Regions from separate parts of the Homo sapiens genome. Here region 1 is linked to region 2. A link is a loop called in an ENCODE intact Hi-C map of the cell type or tissue named here. Cell type or tissue: PC-9. All regions are shown on one strand. Links, peaks and the distances in the headings refer to the core of each region. The heading gives the core; the rest is flanking DNA.

Region 1 (8,350 bases), core at 59-8,058, 56 kb after region 2:
TAGTTTGTGATCCTTTATTACAGCCGCCCTAGGAAACTAACATACCCCCTGCGAAAACCTAATTCCCCAGCTTTTCTTTTAACCTTTTTGGTCAGCAACAATTTTTTTTATTTTTTATTTTTTATTATTATTTTTTTTGGTACCAACTATTATCCCTGACTTAGACAGCTGCCATGTTAAACAATTATCTCTGATTATATTTGACAAATGCCTCAGGGAAATGTTTAATCAAATAATGACAAGTCATGAGAGGTAGGGTTTCCAGCAAACTTCCAGACAGGTTGAATAATGACATACTCTATGGGGGCAGGGCTTTTTGGGAAAACCAAACCTGTTGTGCCCATCTAGTGGCTGCTAGGCTGCTATTTCATGGCTACTGTGATTATCACGGAACTGGCTACTACAGAACTGAGGGGAAGGGAATGCAAATGGAGTAGGTTGAAGCACCACAAAGCTTACTTTTCTTAACAAGATTCACCTGTTTTCCTTGAATAGATGCTCCTCAGATTGTTGAAATCTTTAGGTTAATTTTCAAATTTTGAAAAAGTTGATTTTGAGAATTTTTGCCAGTGTTCTCATTGCTCTTGTGGAGTAGATTTTAAGAGATCTTTATTTCAGTACTCCAGAAGTGCTGTCTCCAGTGATTGATTTTTTTTTTTATGAGACATGGTCATTTCTGATAATTCATAAACAAAGTCAACTACCTCAACCATAATTCCCTAAGTGCTTTAAATGTGTGAAAGTCTTTTTGTTTTTGTTTTTGTTTTTATTCCCCATATAACGGGGAGTGATACTGTAAATGCATTACTTCACCTTCCTCTCAGACATAGATAAATGTATAAATAATTGAATGAGTGGAAACAACATGACCCAGGGGAAAGAAAAATGAGTGTTGGGAGACAAGAATAGGCGGATTTTTGTGATCTCATTTTAAAACTGGCCATAGATGAAACAGGATAGTTATTAATGTGCTATGAAAGGGTCAAATCGCTTCTTAGCCCTATTTTGTTTTACCATTAGAAATGTCTCCATTTACAGCCTAATGTGTCATATGACCAATTCAAATGGTAATTTTCTTTAAGAGGTAGATGCTCAATACTTTAGGGAAACTTGCATAGGTAAAGGCCGATCATGGTGGGAAATCAAACAACAGGCAGGAATGGATGTGCTTGACAGTTGCCTGTATTATTAGACACTAGAAAATATTGTGCTGTCTGATTTTGTTTTTTCTTTACTGAAGAATGAGAATAATTCTTCCTTTAATATCCCTCCTCTGAAAGGTAAATGAGATAATCCTATAGCCCTCGCAAGACAATTTGACCTATAGGATATGTCACTTTGTTTCTAATTAATATTTCTAAACAAAATTTATTGCAGTATAAGTTACATCCAATTATGGAGTTTAATGAGTTTTTGACAAATATTCAGACCTGTGTAACCACCCCACCTTCCCCTTTCAGAACTTTCTATCACCTCGAAATGTTCACTTGTGGCCCTTTACATTCAAACCACCCACCCCAAATTCCAACTCCAGGCAATTGTTGATCTTTCTGTCAACATAGATTCATTTTACCTTTCTCAGAATTTCAAACAAATGGAATCATGCAGTATATACTCTTTTTAATTCAGCCTGTTTTTCTCAGTATATTGCTTTTGAGATTCCTCCAGGTTTTTGTGTGCATCAATAGTTCATCATTTTTCAATGCAGAGTAGTACTACATTGTATGACTATACCCCAGTTTGTTTACCATTCATAATTTAATAAGTACTTTATTTTTTAGCAGTTTGGGGCTGTTGTGAATGAATCTGCTATGAATGCTCATATACGAGTCTTCATGCGGACATTTATTTTCATTTGTCTTATATAAATGCTGAGGAATATAATTACTAGGTCAAAAGGTAACTATATATTTAACCATATAAGAAAATGCCAAACTTTTTCCAGAGTATTTACACTATTTTACACTCTCACCAGCAATATACGAGACATCTAAATAGTTCCAAATCCATGTCAACACTTGAGAGTGTAAGTCTTTTTAATTTTAGTCATTTTAATGAATTTATAGAGGTATTTCAATGTGATTTGAATTTGCCTTTTCTGAGTAACAAATAATGTAAAACATCTCTTTAGGTAAAGATTGATTGCCCATTTGTATTGTTTGTTTGTTTGTTTGTTTTGAGACCAAGGTCTCACTCTGTCCCCCAGGATGGAGTACAGTGGCGCAACCATGGCTCACTGCTGCCTCGACCTCCCTGGACGCATGTGATTCTTCCAGCTCAGCCTCACAAGTAGCTGAGACTACAGGTGCATGCCTGTACACCTGGCTACTTTTTGTGTTTTTTGTAGAGATGGGGTCTCCCTATGTTGCCCATGCTGGTCTCAAACTCCTGGGATCAAGTGATCCTCCTGCCTCGGTCTCCCAAAGTGCTGGGATTCCAGGTGTAAGCCACTGCACCCAGCCAATGTTGTCCATTTGGATGATATCTTTTTTGAAATATGCACTCACATCTTTTACTGGGTAAATATTGAGTTATCTTGTTGATGCATTGAAAGAGTTATTTATATATTTTGGATATGAGATATTCATTTTTTCACTATGAGATATTCTCATGAGATATTATTCATTATGAGATATTTCACTATATTCATTATAGAATGATGAATATTCACAAGTTGACTTTTGCCTCCCAGTTTGACATTTGCCTTTTTATTTTCCTGTTTTCCAAAGAACAAGTTTTTAATTTTTACGAAGTTCAGTTTTTCAATTTTGTCCTGTTTTCTTCTAGAAATGTTATAATTTTAGTTCTGATGTTTAAGTCTATAATCTGTTTTGACTTAAATTTTGTATGTATTTACAATAAGTGTTAAAGTTCCTTCCCACACTCACTCCCAATATGAGTATCCAGCTGTTCCCACACAATTTATTGAAAAGACTATCTTTCCCCCATCGAATTACTTTGGTACCTCTGTCAAAAACCGCTTGTCTATATTTACTTTTATTTAAAGAGTCTGTAATTTTTATGTGGCAAGTACTTTGGTTTTTTTCAATATTGGTGTTTAAGATCTATCAGGACAGGACAGAGGAGGCTTTATTCTATGGCTAGCTTAAGCCCTGCTCTCAAGGCCAACCATTTTGGAGTTTCTAACAAATGTTCCAGGTATTCAATAATGTCTGTCTTCACTCTGGCTGTTTGGAAATGGAATATCCTCCTACTCTCTATGAACTCTGTGAATTATTTAACTTACAGCTCTTTAGTAGTTTTTCTTATCCTGGCCTCATAGAGTTTTATTGGATGCAAGCTCAGCTTATTCAGGCAAAGACTCAAGGGGATTCCTGGGCAAATGTTTGGAGTTATTTTTCTTAAAAATTCCCTCTTCTCTGCAACCCAGCCCTTCCAACTTGAGCTGCCTCGGTCTCCCTGAATTTGGTTTTACGTCTCCTCACTCAGTGAGAGTGTTATGCTCTGCTTGTTCCCCCACTGTGCATGCTAGTTCAGAAAAGGTTCCCATGCAGAAACCTCAGGTAATTATGGGACTTGCCTTGTTAGTTTCCCTTATCTTATGAGTCACAGTCCTGCAGTTCCTATTGCTCAAGATCTGAACATGATGTGTCATGTGCTTTGTCCCATATTCTAGTTGTTTACAGCAAAAGAGCAAATCTAATATCAGTTATTCCATAGTGGCTATAAGTGGAAGATTTTGGAAACAGTGCTTCTTGAATTGTTTCATGTCTCCGCACTGTCAGACATACAAATTACTGATAGCCTTGTTGGAAGGATTGAATGGTAAGCATGCTTTATAAATTAGAAATAGTAAATTGCTCTGGAGAGATCTGAAGTTCCATCTCCATCAGAACTATTTGCTTACACTCTAAGAGTGATAAAAACCTAGAGACACCTTCCTTTCCTCTCCCCAGAGAGGATCTGTTTACATTTCAGAGCAGCAAGATCTCTTTCATTCTCCCCTCCCTTCAGGGCAGGTAAGACACATGTGCCAGCCATCTTATAGAAGCTTCAAGCATCATAAATAATCAATCAAGTATCAATAATCAATATCAAATTTACCTACTTGTGCAGCGGTTGCTTCATAGGAGAGAAAACTAACATTAGTTTTCTCTCCTATGAAGCAACCGCTGCACAAGTAGGTAAATTTGGCTCCCACTATGTTACCCGCGAAACAAGAATTGGGACATGGGGAACTAGTGCTGCTAAGATTCTCTGAGTGAATGATCTGTTTCTGACCCAGAGACCTGTGTTGTCAGAAAAAAATAGATAAGTAAATATAGGGAGATTTTTTTAAAGACTCTTTTAAAGTCTCTCGTGATTGTAAACTTAATCCATGCTCATATTTAAAATCTTTAAAATAAAAATCAAAAATTATGAAAAGAAAACACTGTAAACATTTTGACATGTCTCTGAGGAGGAAAAACATAAAGAGAAGATGAGGAAAAAAAGGGGAAAATGTTTAAACTGTGTTAATAGTTTTTTTAAATTTAGCATTATGTTGTGAGCTATTTTCTCTGTTGCTGAATACTCTTTGAAGCCTGGCATTTAATAATTGAATAATCTTCTATTCACTAGATCTCCTTTGGTTTATTTAAATATTCACCTATCACTTGACATTTAAGTCATTTCAAGCCTCATTTATTATAAAGAATGTGACTTGCATGTAAGTTTTTAGCTACATCTGTGATTAAATCATATTCTTGAGATACAAACACACAGGTGAAAATTTTAGGTCAAATGGAATGAACTTCTTAAGGAGTTAGAAATGTCATTCATATGACCAAATTCTTTGGCAGGTTTTGAGATGGGCTTCTGTTTTATTTTGAGGAGAAGCTTCTGCCTGCTTTTTGATAGCCAACAGACAAAACTTGCATGTCAAGAACCTACAGAGAAGGATGAACCGACTTGTCCTGGCTATCAACAATCTGCAGGAACCTCTGAGCACCTACCTCCCTCCCCATTCAAATAGTTTGCACATTTTGCACTCTTGGAGAAAAAGAAATTTTCTTTGTTTTCTTGGTTTCCTTATTTTGTTGTTGTTATTTTGTTTTCAACTACAATATTTAATCAAAATTATACATTCAAGGTGAAGATCCATATGCCTTAATAACAGTGATACAGAATTAAAGTCTCACCAGAAATGCTGTTTGAAAACGAGTGGACTTTTCTTTAAGATTTATAATTTGGGGATGCTCTCTTGCATAAGATTACAAGTTCAGATTTTGTAGACAGATCCTTGGTCAATTGACTAGGCTGTCCCTGGTCTTTCTGCACACTGGACATGCTTCGGCCAATGGTTCTCACTATTCTTACTAATGTTAGACCCAACATTATGGCAGGAGTAATAGATCAGTAAGAGGAAGCATAGGGACAGCTTTGAGGTCAATTACCAGAGATATTGTTTAATTTACTCTCATCTCTGACTCAAATCCAGAAAAATATTTACATATCCCTTCCTAAGCCCAAACTCTCATCAGACACAGATAAATGTTAGTCATATGGAAGGGGAATTACTGGGAGAACAAAAGCTCTGTCTTTGGCTTCTCACACCTGTTGGCACTTTCTGTGTGATAAGAACCATGCTAGCATGTGGGAAACAGTGATTTACTGTAACCATGTGAGCCTATCAGCCAGGTCAGTCTGCTCCAGAAGACAGAATGTGGAATCACCTGTTCCTGAAATGGCCCCAGGAACATCAATTGCATCGGTAAACAGACAATTAAATTGGCAAATACTGATATGAAAAAAAAACTGCATGCTAGTTCAGGGGGGTATATGGATATCTTTTCTATTTTAAAAAATAAAAGGGAAAGTTGGAGAATGGGAGGTAGAGAACTATCTAATCACTGGGGCCCTTTGATCTTTGGAATGTTGGTTCCAAAACTCTGCTTGAGCCTCTTTGCTGTGTTTCCCCTGTTTTATTTCGATGGCTTCTGTTTGTCAGCCTCTCTGATTTTTCTGTCTTTATTTCAGATAATTGATGACCCTATGCAACTGTTAAAAAAATGTGGGCATCCCTTTGGACTAGTCTGGATTCCTGATGCTGAGGAAATCGACCACACGAACAGCTTCTGGAATTTAACCAGATCCACAAGGGTGAAGAGAGGGCAAGAGATCATCTTAGAGAAATTTTAAACTATTCTATTGTCTTTTGTTCTGCTTCATGAGAAAGACTAGATTGTGAAATTCATCCCATTTCTAATTCCCACCCAGGGAATAAAAGAGAGAATATTCATTTCCTTTTAATATCAGCTTAAGCAAAGAAAATGCAGTTACACCAAGGAAAGATGATGGGAGAGTCACAGATGATTCATAATTGACTCCAAATTTCATTCCTGAACATATCTGCTCTCATTAATAGTTAAGACAGAAAAACAAATAAAATATAAGAAGCTCCAATCGAGTAGAGCCTCCTTGATTCTTGCTATCTGCAGTGCACTGCATGTGACACTGGCCATTTAAATCATTATAGTCCTCACATGCCATTTTTCAAACAGAAGACCTAGCTTCTTATCATTGTTTTAAGTCAGTTATGACCCAAGCTTTCCCCATATACAATTAGCAGCTTGAAAGGTGGTACCAAATCTTATATATCTTTATATTTCTAGTGTGTGGTATTAGTGCCTTGAACATGGTAGGTGCTCAGTAAACGTGGTTAAATTGAATAAACGTAGTGAAAATGTGGGTAGGGGGATCCCAATGGAGCTAATACCTACTGAGCCCCTGATACTTTTTCCAAACTATCTCATTTATTAATTACAAGAACTCTATGCAATAAGTCTTATCACCTCCATTTTACAGGTGAGGAAACAGGACCAGAGAGATGAGTACAATCAGCCCAACTAGTTAGTAGCAAGGCTGGTATTGAAAGTGGATGGGTTTGACTGACAAAATCAATTGACCTCCCCAACTGCAAGACGATCTGAACAGAAACAGTAGGTTATCTTGTCCCCAGCATCCTTACTCTTCCACAACCTCCTTCAACCAGGCTTTAACCTTCTTCCTTCCTGAGTATTTACTGGGATGTTAATACCAGAACACTAAGGTATTTACATAATGTAATTTACCATCTAAAGTGGAAGGCATTCAGAGAGAGAATATGAATAAAATAAGAACTAAAATATACAGGGATTTAGGCAAATTTATATTAATACTAATTGGGAATATTGGAGACTAACACAATAAAGAAAATATGTAAAATTTGGTTGGACTGTATAAAAATAGTACTAATTACAGTTATTTACATAAATTGCTCAACATTCAGCCTAATTACTGTGAATTACAATAATTCTTAGGTAAATGTTTAAATGTGGCTTTGATTAACCTGTGTAGATTGTGCATCTCAGAGCAAGCTTGGCCCAAGACTACTCAGTCTCTGGATGTGTTGCCCGTGGAGCTTGGACGAGAAGGCACAGAAGCAGGAATCTTGCTCAGAAGGTAGAAATTAATTCATGTCATCAAAAGAGAAACCATAAGGAATAGACTTTTCCTCAATCCCTGCTTCCCTTTTCCTTTCCCACTAAGTTTTAATATTTTTGTTAAAAAAGAAAAGCTGAAAACACAAGTCCTACAGCAATATTTTCAACAGAATTATCCTTTAATGTGAAGGAACAGTCTTCTCTCTCTGTTTCTGCTAATTGGACTAGTAGCTTTTCCTTAAAAATCCAACCAATTTCACAAGACTTTAGAGGTATGTTTCCAACTGTCTAGTGGCCTTTTTTAAAATGACTTCATAGTAGGCATAAAGCCTCAAATAAAAGAAGAAAACACTCAAAGGAAAATCTTATTTCATAAATTAATGTACCATCTCAGAGTCTTAGAGGCAAGAAATGTGTATTGAATTACTTGTTCTTGGATAAAGAGCCTTGAAATGCCCACTATGTGCCCCATCATAAAGACACTGTATTTGTAAGCTTCCACAGTGTGTTGTCTCACTAATAGATGTACCTAAAAGATATATATTGGGAAGGCAGCTAACCATGAAAATTTGCTATAGCCTAATAAGTAAAGGTATCATGCTAGGCTAGAAGTATAGTAATAACTGGTAACATGATTCGAAATAAAATTGGCATTAGTCATTCAAGAAATAGAAAACTGTAACTTAGTTTAGCAAAGATTTAAAAAGCAGTGCTAGTTCACTCTCTCCCTGCTTTCTCATGCATTTCCCTCCTTTCTCCTTCCATAAGAAATGACTAATCTTTAATATGAGGTCAACAACATAGGAAGTCCTTGGGTGGAGAGAACATGGTAAAATAACAAGCAAGCAAAGCCACACATGGACAAATGCCAGATAATGTAACAGCCACTTTCTAGATGTGAGCCGAGGGGTATGGAGTCCAGTCAA
Region 2 (8,350 bases), core at 203-8,202:
TTTCTTGACGTGGAATCTACTCCTAGTGAAGATGCTGTAAACATTGCTGAAAATGACAGAAAAAGATTAAGAATATTACCAAAACTTGGCCAGGCACGGTGGCTCACGCCTGTAATCCCAGCACTTTGGGAGGCTGAGGCAGGTGGATCACGAGGTCAGGAGATCGAGACCATCCTGGCTAATACAGTGAAACCCCGTCTTTACTAAAAATACAAAAAATTAGCCAGGCGTGGTGGCGGGCGCCTGTAGTCCCAGCTACTGGGGAGGCTGAGGCAGGAGAATGGTGTGAACCTGGGAGGCGGAGCTTGCAGTGAGCCGAGATTGCGTCACTGCACTCCAGCCTGGGTGACAGAGCGAGTCTCTGTCTCAAAAAAAAAAAAAAAAAAAAAAAAAAAAAGAATATTACTAAAACTTAGTTGAAAAGAAGCAGCAGGATTTGAAAGGATTGACTTCAACTGTGAAAGAAGCTCTACTGTGGGTAAAATGCTATCACACAGCATCACATGCTACAGAGAACTATTTAATGAAAGTAAGAGTCAATCTACATAGCAGATTTCATTGTTGTCTTATTTGAAGAAATTGAATTGCCACAGCCACTCCAGCCTTCAGAAACCACCATCCTGCACCCATCAACTCAACAGTATTTTAAAATTATGTACTTTGTTTTCTTAGACATAACACTATTGCCCACTTAATAGACTATAATATATTGTAAACATAACTTTTATGTACACTGGGAAACCAAAAATTTTGTGTGACTCACTTTATTGTGTATTTGCTTTATTGCAGTGGTATGAAACAAAACTTGCAATATCTCTAAAATATGCCTGTACATTATTCAAGGACTGGTGGGAAGCACCTTCTTTACAATATTTCTTGGTGAAGTAAGAATGTAATATCTACAATTCCCAAGACTTTTCTAGTTCTATCAAATCAATTCTTCTCATCTTTTCTTGTTTGTACCTTCTATTTATCATCTTCCCCTACTGCTCAATAACAAAAGAAGCTCAATACCAAGTAGGGGATTTCCAGTGAATTACACCTTATCGAACAGACTAGATCAACCAAAGAATAATTACCTCAGGATAATTCCTTTTATCTTCTTTTTAAAAATAATCCTTATATCACATGTAATTATTATTCATTTAATGTCTCTGTTGTAAACTAGACTATAAAAGTCTCCAAGAGAAAAAAGACCCTATCAATATTGTTCACCTCTTTACTTCAGCTCTTAGAAAAAGACCTAGCATAAAGAAGGTGTTCAATAAGAATTGTCAAATGATAAATAAATAAATGGATACATGAATTAATGAACACGTAATGCAACATTCACTAGTTTCTTCATGCAACTGCAGACTCAGGACTGAATAATTTTTCTCCTGTTTTTGTTTTTACTATCAAGGTAACTTTCTACAGATTCAGCAGATATATTAGTAAGCATGAGATTTAATGAATAACATGATAGAAAAAATGCAAATTAAATACAAAACAGAAAATAAATATTTGTCATTTTAACGTTCAAAGTTGACAAAAAAAGAAAAATAGTGGTCAATTTGGGCAAAGCTGCAGGAAAAAGGCACTCTTTCTACTGGGAGTATCAATTATAAAAAGATTCATGAAAATTCATCAAATGGACCAAAAACCTTTCAAATTCAATTATAGGTATTTATCCACAGGAAATACTAAAAGATGTACACAAAAGATAGTTGGACAATGTTCTTCATAAGTTGTTTATAATTGTGAGAAACTAAAACATCCTAAATACCCCCAAAATAGGAATTGGTTCAATAATTCAGGCTGTGTTACAATAAAATATTATGAGTCATTAACATTAATGTTGTAGGAAAATATTTAATGACATAGGGACACCGTTACTGTATATTATTAAGTTTTAGAAAAGAAGATTGCAAAGCAGTATTGTTGGTATCATCCTGTTTTGTAGGAAAAAAAGTCATGTACAGACATCATAAAGGCCTAGTCTAAGTTCTAGAAGAATATATGTCAGTGTTATAATGCTTATCTTTGGGTAGTAAGATTATGGGTAATTTTATGTTTCTTCTATAATAAGAAGGAGTGGTAAAAGTTAAATTCTAATAAAAGATATATATCGTCATAAGAAAATATTAGAAAAATATATAGCAAAATTTAAATAGCCATTATCTCTGAGTATAGGATTGTGGGTTAGTTTTATTTTCTTTTCACTTGAATGTATTTCTAAGTTTTATGCAATAATCTCATATTACTTTTGTAATAAGAAAAGTCCATAAAAGTTCATTAAATTTTAATAAAATGCATATGATGTCATAGGAAAAATTTGAGAAGATATACAGCAAAAACAAACAGCAGTTATTTATCTCTGGGTATAGTATAAAGGGAGTTGTATATTTTCTTCTTTTTGCTTCTTAAGACTTTCCATACTTTTAGAATGAGTGTATATGTCTACAGTGAAAGAAAATAAAATGTTATTTGCAAGAACTTTTTGCTACTCTGGGCATGGTGGCTCACACCTGTAATCCAGCACTTCGGGAGGCCAAGGCAGGCGGATCACTTGAGGTCAGGAGCTGGAGACCAGCCTGGCCAACATGGCGAAACCCCATCTATACTAAAAATACAGAAATTAGCCAGGCATGGTGGTGCATGCCTGTAATCCCAGCTACTCGGGAGGCTGAGGCAGGAGAATCACTTGAACCCGGGAGGTGGAGGTTGCCCAGATCCTGCCACTGCACTCCAGCCAGGGTGACAGAGCAAGACTCCATCTAAATAATAATAATAATAACTTTTTTGCCCATCAAGTCACAGGGGCAAAAGTCTCTTTGAATAACCATGTGCCCTAGAAGAGTCACTTAGAAGGTTCTAAGAAGTTGGTAAATAGACTATAAAGATCAAAGAAGTACTTGCTCTCATAAAAATTGTCACTGAGGAAAAGAAGGCAGTAAATTATAGCAATATATTGATCAGAATCCAGGTCAAGTAAATTTTGCACCCAAAATATCAAAGCTGGATTCATACTGCTCACTTCCACCTGTGAATGTCTAGCTACATATAGTTTTTAAATTTACAAAATAATACTGAAATGTCAGATTAGCAGACCAAAAAAAAATTTTTTTTCAAGAGAATAGTTGCTTTAGACCCTCACAGCTTTATCCCCTACTAAAGTCAACACGTAAACTGAACTTTGAAAAGATATTTTATGTGTTGCAGGCAATTTTCACAGATGGAAATTAACTGAGTTAGTAAAATTCTGAATTACAGAAGATTCTAAAATAATTGTGATTGTAATACTGTTTCATACAGTAACAGCAGTTGTGTAAACTGTTGACCCAAGTAGGGTCTGAATTAATGAGTAAAAAAAAAGAAGTAATGCCCTTACATTTGTATAACATTTACCAACATATAAAGCATTTTCATATTTGCTTATTTAATTACAATGCTGTGAAGCAGTTAAGAAAAACTCTAATGTCGGCAGATTTCCCAGCATCACAAAGAATATAAATGTGGTAGAGCAAGACCTTGACCCTTGATTATCAGCCTCCAAAGCCAATACTCTTCACATCACAAAACTCTGTTCCAGTTCTAATTAATTACAGATCATTGACAATAAACAATTTATTGGCTGAAGTCCATATAATCATTTCCTCTGATTTATTTTACGTTTCTTCTTCTTAACTGCCTTTTACATGGCAGCTGCAGAGATACACTGCTATCAGGCCTGGATTGAATTATTATACATTCCTACTGAGTGAAATCACAATTGATAAGGCTTTGGTATAATTGAAAAGATTGTTGGCGTGTTTTGTTTTATTTAATTGCATCAAGAAGCCTGAGAAGAAGTGGGAAGCTGAAAGCAAGAGCAAGTGACTAGGAAGGGAACAGGATGAACAGCACTGCCCAGGGACTTTAAAAGAAGAATCTGGAGGTGTGACAAGATAAGAGAGGGACTGGATGAGTGGGTCTGATGTGCGACAAGATAAGAGAGGGACTGGATGAATGGGTCTGATATGCGACAAGATAAGAGAGGGATTGGATGAATGGGTCTGATGTGAAGAGGATAAGAAAGTCACAGAAGCAGCTGGTTCTGTTATGCCACACTCACAATAACATAAAAAGCCCACATAGCACAGACTAATTTGGCAGTAATCTGAAATAGAAATGCATTAATCCAATTACTCTTCTTGGCAGCCCAAACCACCTACTACCTACGAGCTTTTAGAATCTTAACTCCAGGGCTAGGATGACAAAATGAGTTCCCAGAATAAACAAATCCCATTTTAGGGCAGGATGAGTCATCTTGGGAGGCCTTTATGGCCAGGGGCCATGTTTCCTCCCTGACGTGAATGAAGCCAGCTTCCTACTTTGTGTCTAGGAAGCCTCTCCCTCCTCTGTCCTATCCTCTAACCAGTGCCCACAGCTTTGAAAGATAAACCAAAGTTTGTCTTTTTTCATTTATAGTCACAGTTGTTGCTCATCTCATGGACAAGATTTCTGCTATCCTCAGATGTGTAGATTAGTCAAATATGGGTGTGTAACATCTCAGATGATTGAATTTATAAAACATTGCTGGGCTAGAGAAGGAATATTATTAGGCACTACCTGGGGAGAAATTGAAGATAAATATCTTAAAATTTGAGAATTGGAAAAAATGTTGATTTCTTTTTTTGTGTGGCAGTGAAGCCTTTCCTTCTTGCAGATAAATAGTTAAAATATATAAAACTGGAACTTGATCTATTTCAAAAACATGAGATTTTATAATTAGAAAGAACCTACAAATGAGATAGCAAATAGTTCATATTTCACCTACGGATGTGACCAGTTTTTGGTGACCATCTGCGTCATGTTGAGATGAATGGATGTGTTTGGGCTTAGGCAAAAAGGTGGTCATGATGGATGGATGGATTGCTAATGGCTGCTCTCAAGTTCACTATTGTAAATTTTAAACACAAATAAAATCCTACAGTGGTCACATAATGTGACAATGGTAGTAACTCAAGTTCTTTTTCTTTGTCTTTACAATCACTGAACCATCATATTTGTCTCCAATCTACTGTTCAGATTTGGTACTATGTAGCATCACAGGGCTTGGAGATAAACTGCACTGCACTCGAAGCAAGCTGGAATCATTCTAAATCATCACAAACTTCCCCTCAAAACAAATGGCTGTAGTTGAGTCCACACATTGTTCCTTATTGACTATATACTGGAGAGTTCCTCCAACTTACTTCGGAATACAATACAATGTTTGTAAAAGAACATAATGTTTATTAAACACATCAATAAGAAAAATGAGCTAATTTGAAACTTACATATATGTTATTAGAACAAACTAGTAACTGTTTAATTATTTAGAGCTTAGGAAAAATGTTTTTCAAGGAAGATATTTTATGATTGACTTTTTTTTAGAATTGCTTGCATCCTGTGAAGACAGACAAGCCAACTTTAGTGAGCTTTTTTTTAAAAAATTATTTTCTATAGACAGTGCATCCCCTTATTGCCTACCTCTGGGCAGACAGCTCCCAAAAGCCCATGCCTACACGCTGCCCATGGCATCTATGCAGGTATTTGACACCCTGATCCTCTATAATCCTCATTCTATGAGCCCCAGTAAAATGACCTATGTAAGATAGTGCAGGTACAGAGCTGGGATTAATACTTCAATTACTTGAATCAGAGGTTGATCTAATTTAATAGATAATCCCAGTTTTTCCTCTGAACTGCAGTGCCACCTCTGTCAAGTATCAACTTTCCATCTAAGTATGAATCTATTTCTGTGCTCCCTATTCTGTTCAATTAATCAATATGCCTATTCCCATGCCAATGTATCTAGCATAATGAAGAAAAACCCTGGATATCAGGTAGGGTAGGTGCCCACCATGATTATTTTCCCTCCAAATTGCCATGGATTTTTGTTGGCTCTGATTTTCTTCATTAAAAATTGTAAGACCAGGCTATCTGGTTCAATGGAGAAAGTTGTTGCGATTTTGATTGGAATTTTGTTTGAATTTATAGATCACTTTGGCAAGCATTGTCACCTTTGCAATGTCTTTTTCCTTTACACAAATTTCATATATCTTTTCTTTTGTTTGCATTAACATCTTTCAAGAATATTTTATATTTTTTCATAAATGTATGGTTACACATTTCACAAGTTGACTTTTAAATGCTATAAATTTTTGTGCTCATGAATTTCCAGCCCTCAGTTTTTGGTGTCTAGAAACATAATTGACCTAGTGTATCAATTTTATTTCATGCACTATGACTAAACTCTTTTATTAATCCTGACACTATACCTGAAAAAGCTTTTGGATTTTCTATGCAGACAATTATGTAACCAATAAATAATCTGCTGGGTTTTCCTTTTTATTCAATTATTTTTTTATTTTACTTAGTTTTTTGTGTGCATATGTTTATTTTTTTGCTTGTCTTATGGCTCTGGCTAGGACCTCTTTTGGGGATCAGGGGAGGACAAGAGTCTTGCTGTGTCACCCAGGCTGGAGTGCAGGAGCACTAACTCCTGGACTCAAGCCATGTTTTGGCCTCAGCCTCCCAAGTAGCTGGGACTACAGGCACGTGCCACAGTGCCCATCTAATTTTAAAATTTTTTGTAGAGACAGGGTCTCGCTATGATCCCCAGACTAGTCTCAAACTCCTGGACTGAAGCAATCCTCCCACTTCAGCCTCTCAAAGCTCTAGGATCATAGACATGAGCCATTGCATCTGACCTCTGGCTAGGACCTCTTAAATAATGTGGGATAGAAATGGCAGTACTAAAAGTTCTTATCTTTTTTCTGATTTAAAAGGCAAAGTTTTAATGTTTTGCCATTAAGGGTAATGTTTGCTAAAATTTAAAAACATATCCCTTTATCAAATTAAGGATATAATAATGTATTCCTATTTGTTAAAAATTTTTTTTTTAAGTCATGACTCGGTATGTATTTTTTCCTGAATCTTTTTGAATAATTTTAGGATTTTCCTCTTTTAATCTGTAAATGCGATGGATGATAATTGATATAGTTGGATGTGTGTCCTCACCCAAATCTCATATTTAAATGTAATCCCCAGTGTTGGAGGTGGGACCTGCTGGGAGGTGACTGGATCGTGGAGGCAGGTTTCTCATGAATGGCTTAGCTCCATCCCTCTTGATACTGTCCTCCCAAAAGTGAGTGAGATATGGTCACTTAAAAGTGTGTAGCTCCCCCTTCATGCTCTTGCTCTTGTCATATGAAGTGTCTGCTCTTGCATTGCCTTCCATCATGAGTAAAAGCTCTCTGAGGCCTCCCTAGAAGCAGATGGCACCATGCTTCCTGTACAGCCTGCAGAACCATAAGCCAGTTAAACTGATTTTCTTATAAATCACCTAGTCTCAGGTATTTCTTTATAGCACTGTGAGAACAGCCTTAATACAATAATAATTGATTTTCTAATCTCAAATCAACTCTACATTCCCAGATAATGATATATTTACATATTTCCAGACATGGTTTGCAAGTATTTAAGATACATAACTCTGTGTGAGATTGCCTTATCAATGGTCTTTTCCCTACTACTTGTTTGATGTAATCTCTAAATTATAATGGCCACATAAAATAATTTAAGAAGTGTTTCTTATTTTTCTGTATTCTAAGAAACTTTATGTAAGATTTGGAAATAGCTGTTCAGTAAACATTAGTAGAAGATGTCTGTAAATCCTCTGGGCTTTATTTTTTTGTGAGTAGGTTTTTTATTACCAGTAACATTTATTAACTGTCATAGTACAATTAGGCTTTCCAATTGTTTTATTGCATACTTTGACAAATCATATTTTTTTAGAAATTATCTTATCTAAGTTTTAAAATGTGTTGATACAAGTTGGTTCACATTTTGTTATGTTAATTTCTCCTCCATCCAAAGCTGCGTCCTACTTTTTGATTCCTAATATTATTTAGCTGCACCTTCTCTGTTTCATGATCAGTCTTTCCACAGAATTATCATACTGTTCTTCTTTAGAGCAAGCAAGTTATTGGTTTGTAGATCTCCATTGCATGTTTATTTTATATTTCAATTTTTTAAGTATTAATTTCTTCTTTTTATTTTCTTTGAGTTTATTCTTTTTCTAACTTCTAAAGTTAAATGCTTATTTAGTTAATTTGCAGAGTCTCTCCTTTTCAAATATATGTATTTAAAGCAGTACATTTTATTCAACCAACCACTTTTCTCATATTAGGCAATTTTTTAATCTATTTTTTGTTTGTCTTGGTATGTATTTTCTAATTTCAGTGACTTTTCAAAACAATTTGGACACATGCATTTTTATGATATGTGTTTTTTAATTTGCAAAGTTGGGGTGTGGTAAGTTTCTTATAAATTCCTATTTTAA

Evidence for each region. Hi-C counts contacts between places; a loop is a spot of excess contacts. Peaks named below come from ENCODE experiments on the same cell type or tissue, not always from the same donor. Only the 100,000 strongest peaks of a DNase experiment are listed, where the experiment ranks them.
Region 1: it touches region 2 in a loop (2.4-fold over the local background); 2 of 110 quality-filtered maps call a loop at or near these places.

The regions. Positions count from the first base shown.
Region 1 is chr1:221,664,131-221,672,480 of GRCh38, forward strand. No RefSeq gene overlaps it. Among named protein-coding and RNA genes, the nearest start is that of DUSP10, 74 kb to the right of the region's middle. In PC-9, for the core only: no CTCF peak of the experiment used is centred there; a DNase peak (open chromatin) is centred at 3,561; H3K4me3 peaks cover 349 bases; H3K27ac peaks cover 1,287 bases.
Region 2 is chr1:221,608,367-221,616,716 of GRCh38, forward strand. No RefSeq gene overlaps it. Among named protein-coding and RNA genes, the nearest start is that of DUSP10, 130 kb to the right of the region's middle. In PC-9, for the core only: no CTCF peak of the experiment used is centred there; DNase peaks (open chromatin) are centred at 665 and 4,265; H3K4me3 peaks cover 414 bases; H3K27ac peaks cover 675 bases.